Linked DNA regions of Mus musculus: regions 2 and 3 are each linked to region 1. The links are chromatin loops, found by intact Hi-C in ENCODE. Cell type or tissue: heart. All regions are shown on one strand. Each heading gives the region's core, and the rest is flanking DNA. Links, peaks and the distances in the headings are about the cores only.

What was found. Peaks named below come from ENCODE experiments on the same cell type or tissue, not always from the same donor. Only the 100,000 strongest peaks of a DNase experiment are listed, where the experiment ranks them.
Region 2: it touches region 1 in a loop (3-fold over the local background); 10 of 42 quality-filtered maps call a loop at or near these places.
Region 3: it touches region 1 in a loop (4-fold over the local background); 3 of 42 quality-filtered maps call a loop at or near these places.

What each region holds. Positions count from the first base shown.
Region 1 is chr14:103,840,610-103,848,517 of GRCm38, forward strand. It overlaps Ednrb (endothelin receptor type B), which reads right to left and starts at 3,867. Exons shown (of 8, transcript NM_001136061.2): 1 at 3,518-3,867; 2 at 2,385-2,928. The coding sequence starts at 2,867. The region is part of intron 1 of Gm35197 (a long non-coding RNA gene); the gene reads left to right. In heart, for the core only: CTCF peaks have their summits at 3,260 and 3,890; DNase peaks (open chromatin) are centred at 3,122 and 3,812; H3K4me3 peaks cover 2,952 bases; H3K27ac peaks cover 2,159 bases.
Region 2 is chr14:103,716,609-103,724,516 of GRCm38, forward strand. It overlaps Gm35197 (a long non-coding RNA gene), which reads left to right and starts at 2,418. Exons shown (of 3, transcript XR_383715.2): 1 at 2,418-2,451. In heart, for the core only: CTCF peaks have their summits at 2,388 (motif pointing right) and 4,278 (motif pointing left); DNase peaks (open chromatin) are centred at 2,453, 2,773 and 4,523; H3K4me3 peaks cover 504 bases; H3K27ac peaks cover 778 bases.
Region 3 is chr14:103,946,487-103,954,394 of GRCm38, forward strand. No RefSeq gene overlaps it. Among named protein-coding and RNA genes, the nearest start is that of 4930518C04Rik, 52 kb to the left of the region's middle. In heart, for the core only: no CTCF peak of the experiment used is centred there; a DNase peak (open chromatin) is centred at 3,665.

The DNA of each region.
Region 1 (7,908 bases), core at 1,158-6,157:
CTGATGACTTGAGTTTCTTTCAGACAGATGTAGATGACTAAGTTTAGTGACTCATCAGTCGGTTCTAGGAGTGAGCTTTAGTGCATTGAATAGCTTTGGGGTAAAGAATGTGACTTCCCAGGGAAATAATAGAGGAACTGGAAAGGAGACCAGCAGTGCTCAGTCAGATATTCACCAGGAAAATCCAAATAGTCATTTGACCAGGCAGAAAGTACCATGGTCCAGGAAGAATCAACTTATATGTGGTCTAGTGGGAACACACGGGAAGATGAGGTTCTAAACTCTGCCTTTCACTCAACAGTTCAATGGCTGGCTGACATAAGGAGTTTCTAGCTTGGTTCAATGTGTAGGTCAATGAAGCCTGCCCAAAACAGAATTCTGTGGACTTTCTGCGCAAAGCTAGCAAAAGTAGATTATAATCTTCTCTTTGGGGAGGAATCTGATTCAGTTATTTTACATTTTCTACTGTAAAGCTTCCCAGTTCAGTTTGGAAGAGCTGAACTGGACTGTTTTCATTGGCCACCATGGAAAGAAAGATCCATCTTGCTACTCTAAAAAAGGGGGCCACCTCTGATCACATGTAAAGAACTTCTCAGCTTATATGTCTCCAGGCAAATTCTCAGAGGCCATCAAAGGTGATTGCTGTCCCAGAGTTTTAGCATTTCTCCTTTGTATTTCTGGTAGTGTTTCTCTCCAGGGTTTGGATCCTAATCTATGTCCCATCTCTAAGTCTCAGAAATGTCTGGAGTTCCCTTAAAATGTGGCTACTGGGGTCAGGATTCCCAGGGACCAATGAAGAGCAATCTCAAAGGCTGCCTTAAGGTAACCACTCATGTCATTATGGTTACAGAGCGCTCTCCGACCTTCCCCATCCTAATACTCTCAGCTCCTTGCATAGCACAGAGGCTTGGGTTGGTCTTTGGCAAGTGGACAAAGTACATTCTCATTCCTTTATACCTGTATGGTGTTTATGTGTGACTTTCTATTGATGGCAGTGGGAAGAAGTGCTACATAGTTGCACAACTCTAAACATTTTTGGACCTTTTATTCGGTCTGGTTTTTTAAAATATTTTATTTTATTTTATTTTTGGTTTTTCGAGACAGAGTTTCTTTGTGTAGTCTTGGCTGTGCTGGTACTCATTCTGTAGACCAGGCTGGCCTCGAACTCAGAAATCCACCTGTCTCTGCCTCCCAAGTGCTGGGATTAAAGGTGTGTGCCACCACTGCCCAGTCAGTCTGTTTTTATTAACATCACAAACACCCCCTAGGTGGGCACTAGAAGCTGCATCGGGAAATAGAAGAGAAGGAGACCCCCATGCCAGGATGCTGTACTGACTTCTAAAACCACCTGGAGTCAACAGCGTGGATGTACATGTCCTGCCTTGTCCTCTGAGCCGATTTCTTCTCTGAGCCTATTTCTTCTGATAGCTGTGCAAACCACCATATTGCTTACTACTGACAATTTTACTGACTTTATTACGGAGTTCTCCACTGTCCTGACCGTGTCTTATGCATTACCATGAAATATCAGAGATAATGTCGCAAAGCTTACATCTGGGAATCTGAGGTACTAGAGCCTGCTTTCTACCTTGAACTCATGGAGGGCCCTTGAACATCTTATTATACGTGTAAAATGGCAATAACTGCCAATGTGTGGGTTGCCACAATGGATAAAGGAAGTCATGCATCTAACCTGACACTTGGACCAGGACACTAATTCCATGAAGAGTATCCAAGGCCACTCGAATCAAGGAAATACATTTTTACTTACCATTCTAGGCCCCTTTAGCCTAAGCCAATTGTTTCCTAAAATCTTACTGACAGGCTTTCTGGGTCCTGAAAACCATGTTTTCCAAAGTTACCTTACCCATGAATCATCTGTACACCCAAGATGCAAACTCTGTTTGGGGCAGATTTGCACTCCTCACAAACTCCCAGACGATATTCATGATCCCACTTTGGGGACCATACTTTTAAGAGGTTGTGCCTAGAAAGACTGACTTCCAGGCTTGTGATTCCCAACTGTTAAATGTTGTCATAGTTACAAAGGATTTTTAAAATGTATCACTGCTGTCATCTTCACCAGAGCTTCTGATTCAGTGACCCTGGGTCAGGGAATCTGAATTCTTCTTTCCTAACAGATCTCCAATAGTAACAATGTCACTACCTGGAAAGCTACACTTGTCAGAGGCTAAGAAAACCCGCAGGAAAATCTCGTTCAAATTCAATTGTCACTATTGGCAGAGGAGCAGTCTCCTTGAGAAAGTGTCTAACCCCCCCCCCCCACCACCACCAATACTTTAAAGATTGCCACTTTACCACTCAGCTTACAACCCCACCTTTGGTTTCCAGATCCTCAGATCGTTCGTTATCAGGTACATTACCTTGTAGGTGTTAATGGGTATGTCTATGATGATGTGCAGTAGGTCTCCCAGAGCCAGACTGGCGATCAAGATATTGGGACCATTGCGCATGCACTTGTTCTTGTAGATGATTCTTAGCAGCGTGGAGTTCCCGATGATGCCTAGCACGAACACGAGGCACGACACAATCGTGTTGATGTATTTAAAAGTCTTGCTGATCTCAATATTTCGTTGGCACGGAGGAGGGAAGGATCTTGGCGGGACTCCAGCCCCCCTCCCTCCTTTGGTCACCTCCGCAGGTGCGGAGGAACGCATCAGACTGGAGTTGGAACCTCTGGTCCAGGAGGTCTTAGTGGGTGGCGTCATTACCTCTTTAGTCCCGAGAAGTGACAGCGTGGCTTGGGCAGGTGGGAATCCTCTTTTCTCTCCCCATACCCCCAAGAAGCCACAGGCCAGCAGCAGCGCCACCAAGGCGCGTCCGCACCGGCTTGCGGGCGATTGCATGTTACAGCTTGCTCCTGTGAGAGTCTGGTAGCCGCTCTGCTGTTTTCAGTCTGGAGACCAACTGGGGAGTGAAGACAGGACACTTAAGTCAGCTACCCCAGCCAAGCCTCTGAAAACACACTAGCCCGGTTGCCTCTACCCGCGCCTTAACAGTAAGTTAAGTTTGCGCGCCAGTGGGGAACTTGGGCGCACGCCACCCGCTGGTCTGCATTCAGTCTCCTCCCGGACCCTGCTCGCAGAGTTTTAATCCCCAGCCCTGCCGTAGACCAGTCGGTGGGGAGGAGCATTCGGGCAGGGGGTGTTCCAGACTGGGGAGGGTGCGTGTCCCAATGAAAGAACACTCGTATGTGCCGGGAAGAAGCAAGCCCAATTTTAGCTAAGCTTGGGGACCCGGAGTGAAGGCACCTAGCGGCCAAGGGCATACGTCAATGCACTCAGCCAAGAACCGAGAGAATAACAGATCAGCACCAACTTCTGTGCTGTCCCAGTGACTTCAAACACTCGCCTTACAACCCAATCTCGGTTTAAATCGCTGTCGTGTGTAAGTTTTACTAATTAAAAAACCCCCGAACCACTAAGCAAAGCGGAAGCCCCAAAGCACGGTTCAGCCACAGATGTTAATTCAAAGCTAAACCAGGATGGTTCGTTACCTCGTGCGGATTGGAAGCACCAGGAGCAGCGCCACGAGCAGGGAACCTCCTTCCCAGGTTGTCAACTGCCCTAGGGAGCTTGCGGCTCTCAGCAGGCGTCCAGCTGCTCCTAAACAGGCCTCTCGCAACTGAATGCAGCTCTGGCTCTGACAAAAGACCGAGAGAATGCCAGGCAGCGGATCCTCAGCAGCTTGAGCGGGGTCTTTGCTGTCCCCAGACAAGTACTTTTATTCATTCGGTCCCTTCCCAGCATCAATCAACGCCAGACTCCTCCCGCGTTTTCTGAGCGACCTTGCCACAACCTTTTCCCTTGGGCGACGCCTGGACAGTATCAGCCCCAGCTGACCGCTGGGAGGGGCAGTCCTAGTTCAGAGTTGTGTCTCACATAAAGCTGTTTATTTCTTACTCAACGAAGAAACTAACATATCCCATGACAACCTGGGATCTGGAACCTAGGAGAGAAGGTTCTGTATCAACCTGGACTTTGAATACTCCGACTGTTCACACAAATGTCCTGTAGTGATTCCCGAAATCTGCTTGGTTTGGGGAAGTTGTCTTTCGTTTGTTCTTGTTTTTTGATTTTGTTTTGTTTTGTTTTGTTTTGCCCTTAAGTTTTAAGCCAGCATGCAGGGCGGGACGCTTTCTTCTTCGGCAGAGGGACTGCCCACCCAAAGGACCAAAAGGCCCTGTAGATCTCTCTCTGTGCCCTGTAGATCCCTCTTCCTGTGTACTGAGGTGCCATTACTAGGGGTCTTTCTACTGTTGCCTAAAGGGACCTGAGGCAGAAGACAGGAAAATACTCAGGAAGCCTATTTACAAATTCAACCTGACGCTTATTTTACCAGACAGAGCAAGGAAATGAACTCTCCCTGTCATTCTTGGCTTCTGTCTTTATGGTAGAGAAGGGAATGCTAGGGATCTTCCGTTGCGCAGAGTGGTGGGTGAGGTGCATTATTCTGCTATCAGCAAGATCCTGCTGTGCCTGCAGAGGAGGTCATCCTCTAGACCCCCTTTGTCTCCCAGCTAGTTCATTGTACAACTAGGATTTGCATCTTAGATGGGCAACGCCTATCAAATGTTTCCCATGAAGCTGGAAGCAGAACGTGCGCGTGTATGTTAAAAGGTGAACTTTAAATGTGGACTGTAGTTAAGTCTAAGGGATGGGAACTATGGCCTGGGCATGAGCACCAATTCCAAATCAGGTTGTTTTGAAGACAATGTTTATCCTCCTGCCTCAGTGAAGACAAGGTCAGCATGGAACTGCTTCACGTGGACTTTCGTGCCAACATACAGTGTTGTGCAATAAGGAATTCTTTGTGTGCTTCAGTAAGGATGTGCCTGCTCCAAGGGCAGTTTTGAACCTGTCCCTTTGACACAAGTCACTTTCACTCAGGCTTTCTTCTCTACCTCTCTCTTTCTCATCATCTCTATTAGTGTGTCTTCCATGCAATGGGAATGTCCCTGCTAATTCCTGCTGAGATGTGCCTCTGCCCTGTTTTTTAGAGCACTTGTAGACTACTAACGCTAATTTTGTACTTGACTATCGTTCTAGCTGCTTTACATGTCAATTTGCCTCAACCTGAAATTACTTTGCGGGGAGATCCTAAAGAAGACCCTGCTTGAGGGGCTGGCAAGATGGCTCAGAGGTTAAGAACACTGGCTGATCTTCCAGAGGTCTTGAGTTCAATTCCCAGCAACCACATGGTGGCTCACAACCATTTGTAATGAGATCTGATACCTTCTGGTGTGTCTAAAGACATCTACAGTGTACTCATAAATAAAAAAAAGTCCCTGCCTGAGACATTGTCTGGGTGAGGTTGGCCCATGGACTTGTTTGTGGAGGTAGGGGGAGGGGGGAATCACCTTAATGTTTATTAAGGTAGGAAGACCCACTGAGCATGAGGGGACATCTGTTTCCTGGGCTGGACTCTGAACTGTACAGAATGAAGAAGGCTGGTCAGGCATAAGCAGCGAGCACCCTGCACATGGATTGACGTTGCTCTGCCATATGTGGATGAGATGTGGTGAGCTGCCTGAGATCATGCCTTGACTTGCCCTCAGTGATGAAAGTCAAATCACCCTTTCCTTCCCGAGGAGGCTGCTTACAGTCAGGGTGTTTTATCACCGCAAAAGAAGTGAAGGTAGAATAACCTATAGAGGTTAGTGTGGGTCACTGACAAGGTCATGTGAAAGAACTGTGCCAGGCCAGTGACTGAATGAATGCTATGATTATATTCCTCATTCAAATCAGCACACCCATGTGTAAAATGCTCTTCTACCAAAATGTTATTAAAAATATCTATCTGGTGTGTATGTAATTAAGTTCATCAAAATAGTTTGCCAAATCAGTTTGCATAGTGGGAGGATGTAGACTCAAAAGCCTGGTCTAAATCGAATCTAAATCTAATCTAATCTGATCTCTGTATCGGGTCAGTGACTGAAAGAATGCTGTATTCCCTTGGTACCAGGCCAGAGACTGAATGCTGCGTTCCCTCTACACCATCATAGTACCTGCCACAAGTTGAGCTCAAAATATAAGTTTTTTTAATAGGTTGATGATTAAACTGATTTCAAACTACTCAATTTTAATTTATTAATTCCTGGTGGCCAAGAATATAGCCAAATCATTTTAAGCTCTGTGTAATTTCTTTTCTCAGTTGTACTCTGAATTCCAATATGATGGGCGCATTAAACTACCCATTGGCTCTAGGAACTATCACCCAATTAGGCCTTTTTCTTCACAGGAGCTCACGCACTCCCTCACAGCAGTGTTGGCATTATTCTTCATGGATTTATATGTAGTGAATGTGAATCTCAAAAATTCACTTTGGGTCATATTATTAGATTTAAACTAGATTTAAGCCAGGCTTTTGAGTCCACATTCCCCCACTATGCAAACTGGTTTTGTTAACTATTTTGATTAACTTAATTACATACACACTAGATAGATATTTTTAATCTCCTTTTGGTAGAAGAGCATTTTTCACATAGGTGTGGTGATTTGAATGGGCAATGTCCCCACAGGCTCATCTCTTTGAACACTTAGTCCCATGTTGGTGGCAATGTGGGGAGGCTCTGGGAACTTTAATTTGCTGGAGGAAGTATGTCATTAAGGGAAGGGCTTTGAGATTACATAGCCTCGCTCAGATTCCAGTTTGCTCTCCCTGCTTTGTGTTTTTGATTGAATATATGATCGCTCAGCTTTTGGTTCCAGCAAGCTTGCCTGCATGTAGCAGTCAATCCCTTTCCCTCCATTTTGAACTTTCCTTTTGGAACCATAGGCAAAAATCAACTCTTCCTTCCATAAGTCACTCTTGGCCCTGGTGTTTTTTATAACTGGAAAGAGAACTAAGTAATACAATTGGTAACATTTCACTGAAAGTTATCCTTAAAGATTTAACCTTATTGTGTAAGGGTAACTGTAAAATGTAAAGATTAAATCTTTGATCTTCATGAATGGCCATCACCTAGTCACACGAAGATAAATCTGGGTTTCCTACCACTGCCTTTCTGGAAAGTTATCTGAGTCTACGTGACGCATAGGCAGAGTTCCCAGAAGTCTTTGTAAGTATCTTCTTGAAAGTGACTCTCCAAGAAGATGCCACATGGAAGTTCTCTCCCAGAATAAATCTTTAATAAACACAAAATTTGTTTACCACTCAACTATGGGTCAAGGGAAAGATTAGTGTCCGTGGGTGAAGCTTTATCTGGGCTTGTGCTTCAATAATCTGGGAATTATTGTTAAACAGTAGAGAGAGTAGCACTTATTGAAAACTACAAATGAAAAGGAGATTGCGATAAAAGAAAGCCACCTGATGGTGGAATCTACTCGGAAGGAGCAAATAGCCAAGTGCACTCCTCCTCCTCCTTGTCTCAGCCGTGGATCCTTCACGCTGTCTCACTGGTGGATTAGGCTCTACTGCTGTAGGCGCAGACTTTTTTGCGTTATTATAAAAACAACTCTTATTAACTTACAGATGAATTGACTAGTTGTGTGAAGGTTTCATTTGCATATTGAACGCAATGTACCGAAGTTTAAGAATATAACATTATGAGGACTTTGAGGGTTGAACCAATTTTGTGTTTATGAAAGATTTATTCTGGGAGAGAAGTTCCACGTAGAATCGTTTTATGTAAAGAGTCACTTTCCAGAAGACACTTAGAAAGTCTTCTGGGAACTCTGTCTATGCATCACGTAGGCCCAGATAACCTCCCAGAAAGGCAGTGGTGGGTGATGTCCCAACACCTCCTTTAAATGCTTTAGCTAGAAGGAACTGGAAACAAGGCTGAATAGACTTCAGAATTTGTTTTTCAAAGAAGTTTGCCATGGGGAGCTTGCTCAAGGCAAACATTTCCCCCTGGTGAGAGAAGAAAAGAAAAAGCCTTTTAGC
Region 2 (7,908 bases), core at 1,303-6,302, 120 kb before region 1:
AGAGGTCATCTGGGTTGTTTTCCACCTCTGCTCCCTACTGTGGGAGTTTGGGAGAGTTTCTGGCTACAGAGATAATGTAAGGGCCAATTAGACTATTAGGTATCTCTGGTCCTGGTTGTGGGAGCTCAGAGGAGCTGCTGGTTGTAAGGGTCGTTTAGATTACTTACCATCCCCAGTTCCATTGTAGGAGCTTGATACAGCCTGGCCCAACAGATAACACAGGTCACCAAGCAACTAATTATTCTGATTCCTAGTTCTTGAGGAGGAAGATTGGGTTTTATGTCCATTCCCTTAGAGAACAGTCCTGTATACTCAGCATTCCTGGTTACTCTGGAGGTCTCAGGGTGCAAGACTTCATGCCATGCTCGCAACATCAGCTCCCCCAACATCAGCCCACTGTGGGTTCTGAAAGGGACGAGAAAAGTATCTGACTGTGAGGCTGACCAGCAAGCCGGTGAGCAGGATTTCATCATAGTTCTGCCGACTGCCTCCAGGTTCCTGGCTTGAGGTCTTGCCCTGGCTTCTCTCAGTCATGCTCAGTGATAGACTGTGATGGGGACTTGCAAGCCAATTAAACCCTGTCCTCCTCAAGTTGCTCCGGCCCTGGTGTTTATCATAGCAACAGGAAACCAAGTGGAACAACACAAGGTCTCAACAGTTAGCAGTTAAAGCCTCTAGCAGTGTTCCAGGACCCTCCGGCAGGCTCACGTCAGAGTTGCAGACCCTCCCCTCCAGCTTTGGTGGAAGTGGTCAGCCACTGGCAAAGCCACCCACTCTACTCTAAATCAGGGTTGTCGAGCTATGGCTCACAGATTTAACCCTGCTTGCAATGGTCTTTTTCAGTTTATAGGCAAGGAAAGATTTTTAGGTGTGGAAACTGTGGCTTTCAAAGCCTGAAAATAGTCCCTAATGTTACTTTACAGAAAGTGCTGGTCAATCTCTGATTTAAATGATTTTTATCACAATAATCCCCAAGTCTCTGGTTCAAAACAACACCTTGTCCTTTGACTTGTACTTGTGATAAAGTGTGGCCCTGCATCACTTTGTTAAACCAATAGGGGGCGCCAGAGTTCAAGGCAGAAATTTAGGGGGCTAACTTCGTGGTGCTTCCCCAATAAAGCACCAGCCTGTTATAGGACCTCGCTCCCCAGAAAAGGAGATGGTGACAGACAGCACTCTATGTCTGGGGAGGAAAGAAAGCCGGGATCCTGGTGCCCACATCCTTTACAATGCTTCACATCCTCCCTCCATTTTCCTAGGATAATCGGGGTTGGATCCAAACATTCATTAATGAGATTTATTTCCTCACACTAGAACGTATAGCATGCGAGTTAATCAAAACAAATTCTCCAAGGCCATCACTTATTTATCATTCTGTGTGGTTCTATAAAAGACCTCCCCTCATGTAAAAAATCAGGCAATCTCTTCATCTCATTGTAATGAGCATTTCATGGAGTTGTGCAACAGCCAGCAAAATAGTTACAGTAGCTTAAGTTTTAAATGACATCCAGACTAGACAGACCATTTCGGAAAGATGGTTCAGGGGTTACAGATGAGGACCACTTCTGCCGAGGATTAGAGTTTGGTCCCGACACAGATATGGAATGGCTCACAACACCTTAGTCCACCAAACAGCCAGACAGGCTAAACTGAATTAGCCTGTTACAAAGCCAACACTAGGACGTCTGGGTGGCTGCTTTGGTTTTAATAACCAAGGTCTTTTAAGATCCAAGCACAGAGACTTGTTTTGCTAATTCTGTTTAGCCGGGAAGGGTTGGGGCTAGTGGTATCTTGTCCTGTGGCTTCAAGTGTCTTTCTGGAGAGATTTAGGCTACTTTAAGAACTAACTCAAATCAGATAAGTGGCTTGAAACCAGGAGTCATGAATTCTATCAGATGCACGGTTTATCGAAATGACACAAACTGCTCAGTAGGAGGCAGTAACTGTGCCCCACAGTCTTAAGGTTCCCCTGCCACACTTCATTTGCTAATGGTCAAGTTAACAGAGAGGTCACCTGACATTTCCTGATTAAATGGTTCAGATTATTCAATCGTACACCGTCTGTAGTTTACAATGACCATTTTTATTTGCTGGAGACTTCAAAGGACCCTAGTAATCCTGTTTAATTTTTTTCTTAATATTTCCTTTCTATTTCTGTATCATTTCTGTTAAAAGCCGATCATGATCCACAATTTGGAAAATAGTTTCAGGGGACAATTATTTTATGAATGATAAATCTGGGTACATTTATTCCTAAGCAATCATAAAATTATGTTTTGTGAAAATGACTGTTTCTGGATGGATTCGTAGGGATTTTATTGTAGGTACACATGGATAACGAGCAGTGCGATACACAGCAGTTTACTTACCACACTACCAGGACAGTCCACAGGAGGGCAGCATCTACCCAAGGTATAGGACTTAAGTCACACTTTCTGAGCGGAAATTCTGGTAAGTGTATTAATTACTCTATAGCGTCCTAGGACGAGCAGAAAGTGGCTTACACTTGGCAGTGGAGAACCAATCTTTTCAAACCTGAAGAACTCTGATGGTTTTGTTTAATCCAAGGTATGCAGTCAAGTACTTGCTTTGTTCGTGGCTTCTTTCTTCCCTTTTACATTTGTCCTCTCTGCCTGCTCCTGCTTAGGGAATCCAGGCCTTAATGACTGAGTCCTGAGGATATGAACACAGCCATGAACACACTGCCCTGACTCCGAGTCATTGCAAACACTGCGCATATCTGTGCTGACTGATGCTGGCTCCCCGAGCCCCATTGCCATGCCTGCTGACTGGGGCTTTGTGCTGTGCGGGCTGCCTTGGTCTGTGAGCAGCCATGACCCTCGTGACCAGTGTCGATGAGGAAGTGCTGCCCCTCAGAGGAGCTGTGATCTGAAGGCTTTGCCTTCCCGGTGCTTGGAGAAGCTCTTCCTAACACAGTAGAATGTCCTTACACTCTCCAGCCACGTCAGCTTAAATCTACGATGACTGTAGGAAGGAAAAATACTATTTTGAATTTCTTTCTTTCCTATTATTGTAGACACAGCACTGTCTCACCTGAAGATCACAGGCTGAGTTAACATCGCCCTGTGATTCACTCCGCAGGAAATAGGCAAAGGATCCAGTCAGTCTTGTCAGATTTGAAACAAATTTCCTGCCCTTTGTTTTATTTGGGTGTCTATTGTCACAGGTTGGAACGTTGGCCCTAAGTGTATATTTGTTACAAGGGCTTTTTTTTTTTTTTTTTTTTTTTTTTTTTTTTTTTTTGGGTGCTGCTGGTTTAATGAAATCATGTCCGTACAATTTTGAAGATCCAAGGTGTATCTGGTCTATTACTTATGAGAATATTATGTTATTTCTTTTCTCTCCATTTTATTGGTTATTTTATTTATTGATATTTCACATGTTATCCCCCTTCCTAGTTTCCCCTCTGGAAACCCCCTATTCCTTCCCCCTACCTCTATGAGGGTGCTCCCCCACCCACCCACCCACCCTGCCTCACTGCCTTAGCATTCCCCTACCCTGGATCATCAGGCCTCCACAGGACCAATGGCCTCCCCTCCCAGTGATGCCCGATAAGGTCATCCTCTGCTACGTATGCAGCTGGAGTCATGGGTCCTACCCCCACCTCCATGTGTACTCTCTGGTTGGTGGTTTAGTCCCTGGGAGCTCTGGCAGGTCTGGTTAGTTGATATTTCTCTTTATCAGTATGCTACACAGCGTTTCCAGCCTTCTCTTGTTCTCGATCCTCTGTGCGTGTCCTTGCTCTGATTGACTGCTCCGACAACTCTCTCTAAGCCTCCCTTCAGTGCTCTGGTAGTCACTGATGAGACTGCTTGGGCAGCCTGGCCTGTCTGAACTGTTGCACAGTGTTGTACATCACCTCAGTATGTGGAGGACTGTGCTAAGATCTGTGCTGAGGTGTGTGTCCTCCTAAGACCTGTCGTGCTGCCTGGCTGCAGGAGACACACAACACTTTTTGGATAAACTGAACCAACCACCGGTCTCTGCTGATGCTGTTAATCATCTGGAGGCACAGAGGACGGGTTAGTGACAAGCTTTAAGCCTGGCATCTTTTTTTTTTTTTTTTTTTTTTTTTGCTGGAGGCAGGACTCCTAGACGGGTCCAGTCTGTCTGCAGGCTGCTTTGTAGAAGAAGGTGTAAACTCACAAAGGTGGAGGAAGGCGGGTCTGCTGTGAGCCATGGCAAGGCCAGGGCTATGTGAAAGAGAATAGCCTCAAGCTCTGCAGGAGAATGAGAGCAGCGCCCTCATGTGGCCAAACTCGAATAACATCTTAGAGCCACAAGTCTTGTTCCAGATTTTACTTCAAGATACAGGCTGCTTCTCTGCCCCTCCCCCCAAATTATAAAATTTTAATATTTTGTTTTAAAAAGTTATTTCATCCTCCTTCCAATGTCCAATAGGCTTCCAGGCAGTGATCGCTCACAGCTGCTCAGAGACTGGAATAACGCAGTGGGACCCACTGTCACCACCTTTCCCAGAAGTGACCGGGGCCACTGGGTTGCTGTGGCGCAGTGTCTGATCATCCCCAGGGACCCAGGGACCACACTGTCATTTCAGTGCGTGTACAGGAAATGGTTGCGTATTTGAGGGCCAGACTAGGGCCAGGGAGTGTGACACAAGGTTCAGCATTGCAAGTCGCAGCTGCATCTGTTTGAAGACACAGTGTGAAGGTGACATGGGGGAAATGCATCTCTAAGGCTCGGGAACAAGCCATACTCTAGAATTTGACGAATTGGTTTGATTTGGTACACATATCTTTACTGTGCATCATGAGATGACAAATCCTTCGGAAGTCAGAATCCTTGGGAAGTGAGCCCGTGAACGCCGGGCTTTCACTGGTGTCTAAGCAGATACTGCGGTTGACAGACACACCCTGTTGCTTCTCCAACTTAGGAAAACACAGGTGGTGCTCACTGCTGCCACACAAACATTAGAAGAGAACATCTCTTGATTCAATTTTTTAAATTTGTTTTTATTACGATTCCTTTAAAAAAAAAAACAACCAACTTTTTATCGGTTGTGAATTTCACATCATGCACCTCGTTCCTACTTCCCCCTCTGCTCATACCTGCCCTCCATCCTTGCAACTTCCATACAACAGGAAAAAAAAAAACCTCCTTGTGGAAGTGTAGTGCATCACAGGGTTTTCCACAGTACACACTTTGGCCCCCATTTCTTTGCCTGCAAGTGTTGATCTCAATGGCTTGTTTGTCTGGTTCGAGGCCTCTGGCTTCTGCTATTCTATCAATATTGGATCCTCACTGAGACTCCTCTCAGATACCCTGTTGTCACCCTTTGACATGGAGATCCTGCAGCTCTGGATCTGTAAGAACAGCTTGTTCAAGTACTGCATGTAACCATGCAGTTCATGGTTGGGGTAGATAATGCTGAGTTAGGCCAATTCAAAGCCCTGCATCTGCACCTGAGCTGGTCAGCCCACTGGCTCTCCCTTCCTCACACCCTCAGAGCCAGCTCACTGCAACCCCCATATCCAGGGCCACCTATACTGTGCTGCCCGAGTGCTACAGAGGTGAGGGGTAGGGCCAGCTCTCTTGCTGCCATGACCCCAGGGCCAGGTCTCCTGTCTACACTAGGTGATGAAGGGGGTCGGGGGACGGTAGCTCTCCCTCATCCACGCTACCACATGGGAATGAGTGACAAGTAGTGGGCCAGCTCTCCCAGGCTGCAGAGATTAGCAGTGGCCCTAGTAATGTGACCTAGTAATGTGGCTTTCCACGTGAGAGGCAAGGCTAGTTCTACCATTTCTCAAAGGAAGGCAGTGATAAACATCTAAAAGCCAAGTCTATTATTAATGTATGCAAAGAAAGTACAGGAATACTTGACAAGAAGAAGAGTTTTGCTTGAGTGTGTTATTTTTAATCTTATGAGACAAGAACTTGCTAGGCAATCTTAATCTTAAGATCTAAGAACTTGTAATCCTCCTGCCTCAGGTTGTCAAACGACGAGATGGCGAGTATATATCATCATTCCCAACTGTTTTATATATGTGTGTGTATATAGTTATATTTAAGTATAAGTTTTATAAGTATATTTATAATATATGAGTATTATATAAATAATAAGTATTATATATAAGTATACTTTTATTGTATATGCTTATTATATAATTATATATCAGATATACTTATATATTTTATATACTTATGTATATATAAGAATACTTATAATATATTATATCACATATTATACATGTATATATAAGTATATGTATGTTATCCCTAGGATCTCTCCCTTTATTATCATAAAAAGTAGTGATATTATTGAGCCACAAATAGAAATATGGATAAAGAAACCATCATGTGGTAAAATTATAAAGGATAAAATTAAAAAAAAAACATTGAAAACGTGGTGCTAAATGAGGAAAGCTTGTGGCAAAACGTATTCTCCAAGTGACAAGTGTCGGTTAAATTTTACTATTGAAACAAGATTATAAATTACATACGATCATATAAAACTATAATAAAGCTTACAAATATCTCCAAGAAGAATAAAGCTCAAAGTCAAGAGAACGATCATCCAGGCAAGAGGAGGATTAAGCATAAAGTTAGCACATTGTAGTTATACTTAAAACGCCATTTAAAAAAATTAAATTCTGAAGCTCATATAGCACAATGTTAAATGCATTCTGTTTTTACAGTAGAGAGATGATTGCCCTTCTGTGACATCACTGGAGGGAGAGGGAGAAGAAGAAGAACAAGCACGCGCATTTGGGTACCAGGAGGTTTCTGTGTTGTTTCACTGGGGGCTCTTGAAGGGAAAAAAAAGAGCCTGTGATCTTTCTGTTCTAGTCTGGTGCCTCCAGCCCAGTACCAGAAACAAAAAGGCAGACGAGAGGCACAGCAACAAGACCTTCACTTGTTCTCCTGAATGACTCAAAGTGCGTTCCCAGGACCCCGAGTGCAGCCTCACCGGGGTCCTGAGATTCCCATTCGGGTCACATTACTAGGGCCACTGCTAATCTCTGCAGTCTTGCCCCGTTCAATATGGAACCCGAAGGGCTTTGTCCTAGGAGATGGGATGGGACCTGAGGAGTCCTATGTAGATAGGTGTAGTCAGGTTGCATCTGGCTCATTCCTGGATCGGCAGACACGGAGTGTGAGAACATTGTGAATGTAACTGTGGAGAGTTTGTATTTAATACTTCAGACTGAGAAAGCTTTAGCATATTTTCTCTAGGCACCTGCCACATTTCTGAAGGTTTCATTGTTTCTATGCCTAAATCAGCTATTTTCTGAGCAGTGAGAATTATGTCAGTATGATACAGAGAACTGGAAAGTGGTCTCACATTCTTTTATATCTGAAGTCACAGAGTTTATGTTGTTATCTTCTGCAGGCAGAAGAAGGCGAGCATACAGGTTCCGTGCTGTCCCACAGTGGTTGATGATTGACAGCTGGTTAGCTGTACAGTGGGGAGCCAGGGGCACAATGCACATTGAGCATTTCCCTTACTTCTCAGAGGCCTCTTTCTCATTATCTTAATTTCAGCTACCTATCACTTGCTTCCAAACGGTAAGACATTCGAATGCAGACATCAGAGCTTCTTGGGACAGTGAATGGTGGTTAGTAAGTTGAGGGTTCTATGGTAAGCTTAGAAATCAAATCTTTACATCACGAAAGATGTAAAGAACGTAGTGACATTAAAATCCGCCAGTTAATCTTTGTTGTTGTTGCTGTTGATCATAGACAGAAAGTTGTGACGTGGGAGCTACTGGCAAACCATAACTGATGAATCAAATCTAATTTTGAAAATGAAGTTGCAATGTTCTGTAGCTGCATTGGTTTGTTTACTTTGTTGACAGCTGAGTACAGTATTGCAAGAATAATGCTATGGCTACAAGCTAAAATATCTATGCTGATGTGGAAGAT
Region 3 (7,908 bases), core at 1,303-6,302, 110 kb after region 1:
TGAAAGTCAGACGATGTCTGTAGTGTGTATAACCAAGTCAGTTCAAATGTTTTCTAAATCACAGCTCATGATGGTGCTTTCCCAGTACCCAGTTTACTTCCTGACCCACTTGGACTTCTGAAAGACCTCTCTTTAGCAGAGTTTGATTCTGGTTTCTCTAGGGTGATCTGTCCCATCTCTTCTTCCCTGTATCCCCTTTCCCTTTGTCCTTTTCCTTCAACCTTAAAGAGCCAAGCACTGTTCTAAGCCCTGGTATCCTCAGCATGAACAAGTTGCATCAGATCTAGGGTGTAAAGCAGACAAGTCATGGCTAAGGGGTGAGAACTGTGCAGTAAGTACTGTGCGGTAAGTACTGTGCAGTGTGGGTGAGAGAGAATAAGAGAATAGGTAGATGCATATGTCATTAAAGCAGCCAACTCCCACTGAGGAGGGCAGAGTTTCCTGAGAATTAATTGTCACTCTGAAGCCCAGGCTCTCCCTCAGAGCTATCCAGGTGTAGAGCGATGAGCAATTAATTACCAGTGGAGGGTGAAGCAGGAACTTCAGGGCCTCGATGTTCAGATACGATCTGAAGCCAGTTCACACAGCCTTCTGAGCCAGGTTGAGGATTTACGATTCTATCCTAAGAGTCCTGGGAAGCTAATGGGTGACGTTTTAGGAGGACACAGACATGGCTTTGGGATTGTGACAGGTGCGCTAACAGACCAGAGGAATGGGCGATCTGGTGAAGGCAGAGCAGAAGATGATAGTTTGTCTAAGGGATGGCTTTTTTAAAAATTAGATATTTTCTTTATATACATTTCAAATCCTATCCCGAAAGTTCCCTCTACCCTCCCTTCGCCCTGCTCCCCTACCCACCCACTCCCACTTCTTGGCCCTGGCATTCCCCTGTATTGGGGCATATAAAGTTTGCAAGACCAAGGGGCCTCTCTTCCCAATGATGGCCGACATCTTCTGCAACATAAGCAGCTAGAGATATGAGCTCTGGGGGTACTGGTTAGTTCATATTGTTGTTCTACCTATAGGGTTGCAGACAAGGGATGGCTTTTTATAGAAAAGAAGTAGAGAGATTCAAGAGACACACACACACTAAATTAATATGAAGCCATATTAATTTAGTGGCTTCAGAGAGAAAAGCTAGGAATTGAGTTCGACTTGGTCCTTTCTAGTCATATTATATAAGACTTTCTGTGTGCCTGGGTTTGGCCTGGTCCCTTCTAATCACATTGTATAAGACCTACTGTGTGTCTGCATAAATCTCAAGATCACACAGGCACTCTCATAGCTGCCCTCTTTTGATCCCAAGCTTTGGTCCTATGCTTGATACACAGGTAAAGAACATCAGTGAGGCCTAGAGGATGAGATCTAGTCTCCCTCAACCTGAGGGACCAGAAAAGAGCCCAAATATAAAATAATTTGCTGTAGTGGGTGATCGTTTTAATTTTTTGTTGTGCACAGGAATTTGAAAGTCACTCATGTTCTGGGATAACAAGCCAGATAGGTATCTGCCAGATAGAGGTTTTTACATATTTTTGTTCCTACCCCTCTCAGCTTTTCTCTGTCCTCTCCAAATCTCCCTGTAAGAGCAAGAGCATTTAAACGTAAGGACAAGGAAAACAGAACTATCAGTCATTGTCAAATGCTCTATAAATGGAGCCAGAGACTCAGTTCAGAGCTCTGTGTAATGAGGACAGAGGAAAAGGTCAGGGAATCTATCTATCATGTGGTATAGGGTTTCCTTGAAGCGCTCTTGTCTGAGGCTTGTTCACAGGGTGCAAGCTTTTGTGCAGTGAGAGATGCCATTGTAGGACTGATCCTCAAGGCTGCAGCCTCTGCTCTGCTCTGCATTAGGGCAAAGAGAAATGCAATGCAAGTAGATTTGGGGGGAAATTAATTTTTGCCATTTGTGAAAGCAAGTAACTCATATGAACAACTGTTTAACTTATGAAATATTAATTAGATGACTTATAAATTATGTATGTGGGAAAAGAAAACTTGTCAATGGCTGGCTTGAGGATTCAGCAAGCACTGAAATTGGTCACAAAAGGTATTTTGTGCAGCAGGTCATGTTGGGGCGGGCTTTCTCTTGTGCCTGATAATAGTGAATACAGAACTCTTTATATGTAATACCCTGGTAGTGAGAGAGCCAGTCATTTCTATAGAGCATTTATCTTACATGCTGGTCTGCTGTTTAGAAACATAAAAGTTGGTATAAAAATAAACACAGTAGCCTTGAATGTCTAACCCACACCTGTGATGTAAGAAATGAACATTAGACTCAATCTTAAGAAAAGGTTAGATTTCTTGCTTGTAAAGTCTTAAAAGGTGATAAAACATTTTCTTACAAAACCTTTTAAAAATACACCTAATTTGTGTTATTTTCTGGTTTCTTTTCTGTTTTTCATACTGTCCAATGCAGGCAGTGGCAAGATCCATGAATATACTCCAGCACAATGTCATAAAATGATCAATGTCACTCTGAGAAACACACTATTAATACAACTGTCAATTCATATCTTCTAAAAAACCATGTAAACCCTTTTGGCCATAATTTTAATATTCAGTTTCAGTTCAAAGTAATTTATTCTAGTTTAAGTTATAAAATGAAAAGCAAAATGATTAAAAAAATAGTTATTCTGAGTTTATGTCATATTTACCTTTTGATCTGATCTGAATATGGTTGGAAGCCTTAACATTACATTAAGTCATAATCTCCAATTTGTATGCCATGGAGGATTAAATAGGATATTAAATAAATCATATTTCTAATTCTATTCAATTTTCTCCTGCTGTTCCCTTCTTTCCTAACCTCTCTTGAAAAAAAGATGCAATGTTTATTGTGTTTAAAGAAGATACCATGTGCAGAGATGTGCCTCACATGCCTGAGGGCATAAGTTCAGTTGCCAGCACCCACATACAGGCCAAGCCTAGTTGTTCAGTACTGGAATCTCAGGGCTGAAGGATCCCATACAGAAGGAGCCCTGGGACTTGCTGGGCCACCTATCTAGCTGGTTTGCACACTCAAAGCTAATGTCCTTGTTCTGTTTTTCACAAGATCTCGAATGACCACGAGATTGGACCCATGCTTGGCTTGTGCATTTAGTCTTTGGATATCTGAGCTCTACTGTCTCTTCTGTCCTCTAATGTCGCCAAGCTCTGAGTTAAAATTGAATGACTGGAATATGTCTTATTACATTCTGTGTGTCTGCTGTGTCAAATCTATAAGAATGAGTATACCTGGAGACAAATGTCCAGATTATCATAAAAAAGAAGTTTAATTATGTTCACTTGCATTTTCAAATTAATTGCAACGAATTACATTGGTGACAATCCATCAAGGCATGACTCCAATTTCATATTCATAATAATGTGCTCCTGTAAACTGCTCTAATAAGGTTTTAACTAAGTTTTCCTCCTGACCTCACTGAGCTGAAATATTGCAGGCTGTGTGTGCTTTCAGTGTCTCCAATTAATTTTTGACCTTGGTGCGGCTTGGGCACAATGGGGCAAGTGAAGGGTGGAGCTCAGATTTAATTTTGAATTTCCTGACTGCTGCTGGTTTGTATCTCAACGCCATCAGTGCTTAAACATGTTATTTTTGGTCAGTGACTTTCTATCTAGCACACTGGGCAAATCTAATTAAGTGGGCTCAGTTTTGTTCTCAGCCGTTGTTCTCGACATTCTTGTATGGGAACTGCAAGCTTCAACAGGAAGCACCTGTATGGCCACTGTGTAACACGTCTTCCCACAGAATTAATATGTAACATTGTTCCTGAGCCCAACAAGTTCTTCCCCAAATAGAAGGGCTCAGCTGTATTTGAAGACTGCGTTTTTAATTAAGAGAAATCCAAACTCTTGGCTTACAAGTGACCTTGGTTTGGGTGGAGGTTAACAACATCAAGGGTCAGCCTCCCCACTCATGTATTACATCATTTGGGGTAGACAATTGAAAATTCACCTTTTAACAAATCCCTGCTCTGTGGAAGGGGTGTAAAGGTGCAAAAATAAATCAGATTAAGTTCCTATTCTCAAGAGAGAGTAAAAGAAATGTAAGTTAAGAAATATAGTCAGGAATTTACAGTATTCTCACAATGTAAGCTAAACAAATATAATCTACAGTCCTGATCATGTGATCATGTAAAATCACCTTGCGTAAAACCCAATTAATTACTACTTAGATACAAACAGAAGAAATAGAGATGGGCTTCTGGCTTTAGGGAAAATGAGTTTAAAACATACAGTTAAAACTTTCTGGTTTATTTAGCAAAACCAAGAATTTTACACAAGACAAATGTCAAGCAGGGTGTAGAAATGAAAACAAAACAAACCATCCAAACAAACAAAAACCAAAAACTACACACCGAATTCCATAGCTGAGACACTGGAGAGGTTGGTTTTGATCCTATAACAAAGTGAACACTCACACCGACCTTGAGTCTGCAGCCCTCTCAGTGAAATGTGTAGCTTTGTCTCTCATAGACTTCAGTTTAATAGCTTAATGGCTGTGAGGTAAAGCAAGCAAGGCAGGACAGAGACACAGAGATTTCTTAAACAGGAACAATTCAAGCTTTGCATCTTTGGTGAAAGTGTGGAACCAAGAAGCTTACCCTCACTGCAAAAGGCAAGGATGTTTACTAGGCTCTGCTACAGCCCAGCACAGGAAAAGGCTCTCCGCCCTGTCCCTTGCAAGAATTTTCAATTACCAAATTCCCTTCATAGTTTGAACATAGGACAACCTAGAGGTCCAGATAATAACAAGCTAAGAAAACCGAGTTGTCCAGGACTTCCTGTGTTTCTGGTCATGAGAAAAGGCAGCAGCTCTTTGAGAAGATGAGCAGAATGAGTTGAAATTCATGTTCATACAAATATGTGCACATGAATATTTACTAAAGCAATACATATACAATTGCCAAAACCTGGAAAAATTATTCACTTGACAAGTCGATAAAACATACAAGGAAGAAGCCATTATCAAGAAGATTCAACATCAACAAATTTTAAAATGTGCAGAAATAAGAAAAGGGAAATCATAAAAAAATATTTAAAAAGTAGTCAAATAGATATTCCAAAAGAATTATTATTGAAATCAATAATGTAATGAGAACATTAGACATAAATATGAGTTTTCAACGTTCAGCTAAGAGGCAATTAGCTTAGGTAGGCTGGTTTTGAACTCCCTCTGTAGAACAAAAAGCCTGTGGAATTTAGTGAGACTATCTCAGTGGTGGGTACATGAGTTCAAACCATAAGAGACATTTAATTGGTTTATAAGGTTCCGACTCAGCTTTCTGATTTAGTAATATGAATTTAAAACTCCTCACCAATGTTCACTGGTGCTTTGACAGCTTATTTCTTTTCATTACTGACTGTGTTACATTCTGTGGATAAATTATAATTTGTTGACCCATTGAGTAAATACAGAGGATGAGAAAGGAGAGTTTCCAGTGAGAAAATTCTGGAGATCAGCAGAATTCCTTATCGACAGTTGGACTGGGCAGGTGGCACTTGGGGCTGGATTCCATTAGGACTCTGATGTAACAGAAGCAACCGTGTCTGCTGTTCTGAGAGGGCTGCTCCAGTGTTCATTCCCATCTCCCAGGGGTCAGGAGAATTTATAATCCCCGTGACTTCTGCACCACAGAGAGATGGCTCTCGCTGCTTAGCAGTATGGAATCATTAGTTACCGACGACTGAGAACTCCTCCTGTCCTGCCCAACTAGTCTCTAAAGCTAGTCTACTGTGATTGAATTGGGAATACTACTCAATGGTAAAAATAATAAGCTACTGATGAGCAGTATAGCATGAATAACTCTAAAAGTAATTGATGAAGTAGGGAGATGCCAGACAAAAAAGGATAATTGGTGTATGATAATTGATGTATGATTCTACTAATCGAAAAAACTGGCTGACATTTAATATGAGGATTAATTTAAGTCATCATCAGCTTTATAAAACAGAAACATAAAGAATAATAACTATAGGGGCGGGGAAGAGTCAACTGGGTGTATGTTAAACGCCACAACAAAACCTGCTACTTTGTAAACTAATCAAAATTATAAAGGAAGAATAATATAAAATGTGTGCATGAAAGAGTGAGGAATCACATAGAATCGAAACGTCAGAAATAAATATAACCCAAGAAGTAAGAAAAAAATCAAAATCAGTTGGTGGGCGCTTTATACCAGTATGTTCACAAAACAGCACACATGGAGGAAACAAAGAGTTGGGCAGAACCAAATTTGAGATTTTTCAGATGAGCACGACTGAGAATGAGAGGAAAATCTAAGAGTGTAGGTCAGGAAATTCTGATCAGAGAGCAAGAGATGTGTCTTAGAGCTTATATTGCTGTGATCAAATACTATAGCCAAAACCAAACTGGTGAGGAAAGGGTTAATGTAGCTTACACTTCCATATCATTGCTCATCACTGAATGAAAACAGGATAGGAACTAAACAGTGAAGAAACCTGAAGGCAGTAGCTGATGCAGAGGCCATGGAGGGATGCTGTTTCCCGGCTTGCTCCCCATGACTTGCTCAGCCTGCTTTCTAATGGAACACAGGACCACCGCCCCGGGATGGCTCTATGCACAATGGTCTGGAGCTTTCCCCATCACTCACTAGTTAAGAAAATGCTTTATGTGTTTTGCAAATTGTATCTTGGGTATTCTAAGTTTCTGGGCTAATATCCACTTATCAGTGAGTGCATATCATGTGAGTTCTTTTGTCACTGGGTTACCTCACTCAGGATGATACCATCCAGATTCATCCATTTGTCTAGGAATTTCATAAATTCATTGATTTTAATAGCAGAGTAGTACTCCATTGTGTAAATGTACCACATTTTCTGTATCCGTTCCTCTGTTGAGGGACATCTGGGTTCTTTCCAACTTCTGGCTATTATAAATAAGGTTGCTATGAACATAGTGGAGCATGTGTCCTTCTTACCAGTTGGAACTTCTTCTGGATATGTCCAGGAGAGGTATTGCGGGATCCTCCAGTAGTACTATGTCCAATTTTCTGAGGAACTGCCAGATTGATTTCCAGAGTGGTTGTATAAGCTTGCAATCCCAACAACAATGGAGGAGTGTTTCTCTTTCACCACATCCTTGCCAGCATCTGCTGTCTCCTGAATTTTTGTGGACACTTCGCCCCTTCTTAGAATTGGGAACAAAACACCCATGGAAGGAGTTACAGAGACAAAGTTTGGAGCTGAGATGAAAGGATGGACCATCTAGAGACTGCTGCACCCGGGGATCCATCCCATAATCAGCCTCCAAACACAGACACCATTGCATACGCCAGCAAGATTTTGCTGAAAGGACCCTGATATAGCTGTCTCTTCTGAGGCTATGCCGGTGCCTGGCAAACAGAGAAGTGGATGCACACAGTCAGCTATTGAATCGAACACAGGGCCCCCGATGGAGGAGATAGAGAAAGTACCCAAGGAGCTAAAGGGGTCTGCAACCCTATAGGTGGAACAACAATATGAACTAACCAGTACCCCCCGGAACTTGTGTCTCTAGCTGCATATGTAGCAGAAGATCGGCCATCATTGGGAAAAGAGGCCCCTTGGTCTTGCAAACTTTATATGCCCCAGTACAGGGGAATGCCAGGGCCAAGAAGTGGGAGTGGGTGAGTAGAGGAGTGTGTGTGGGGGAGGGTATGGGGAACTTTTGGAATAGCATTTGAAATGTAAATGAAGAAAATACCTAGTAAAAAATTAGAAAAAAAAAAAAGAAAATGCTTTACATGATCAGCCACAGTCCAATCTTATGAAGTCATTTTCTCAATCAGGGTTCTCTTCTTGAGGATGACTCTAGCTTGTGTCTCTTTGACATGAAACTAGCCAGCACAGGGAGTGAGCTGAAGGCTGGGTGGTCAAGATTTGATAGAGATTAAGGGCAATTAC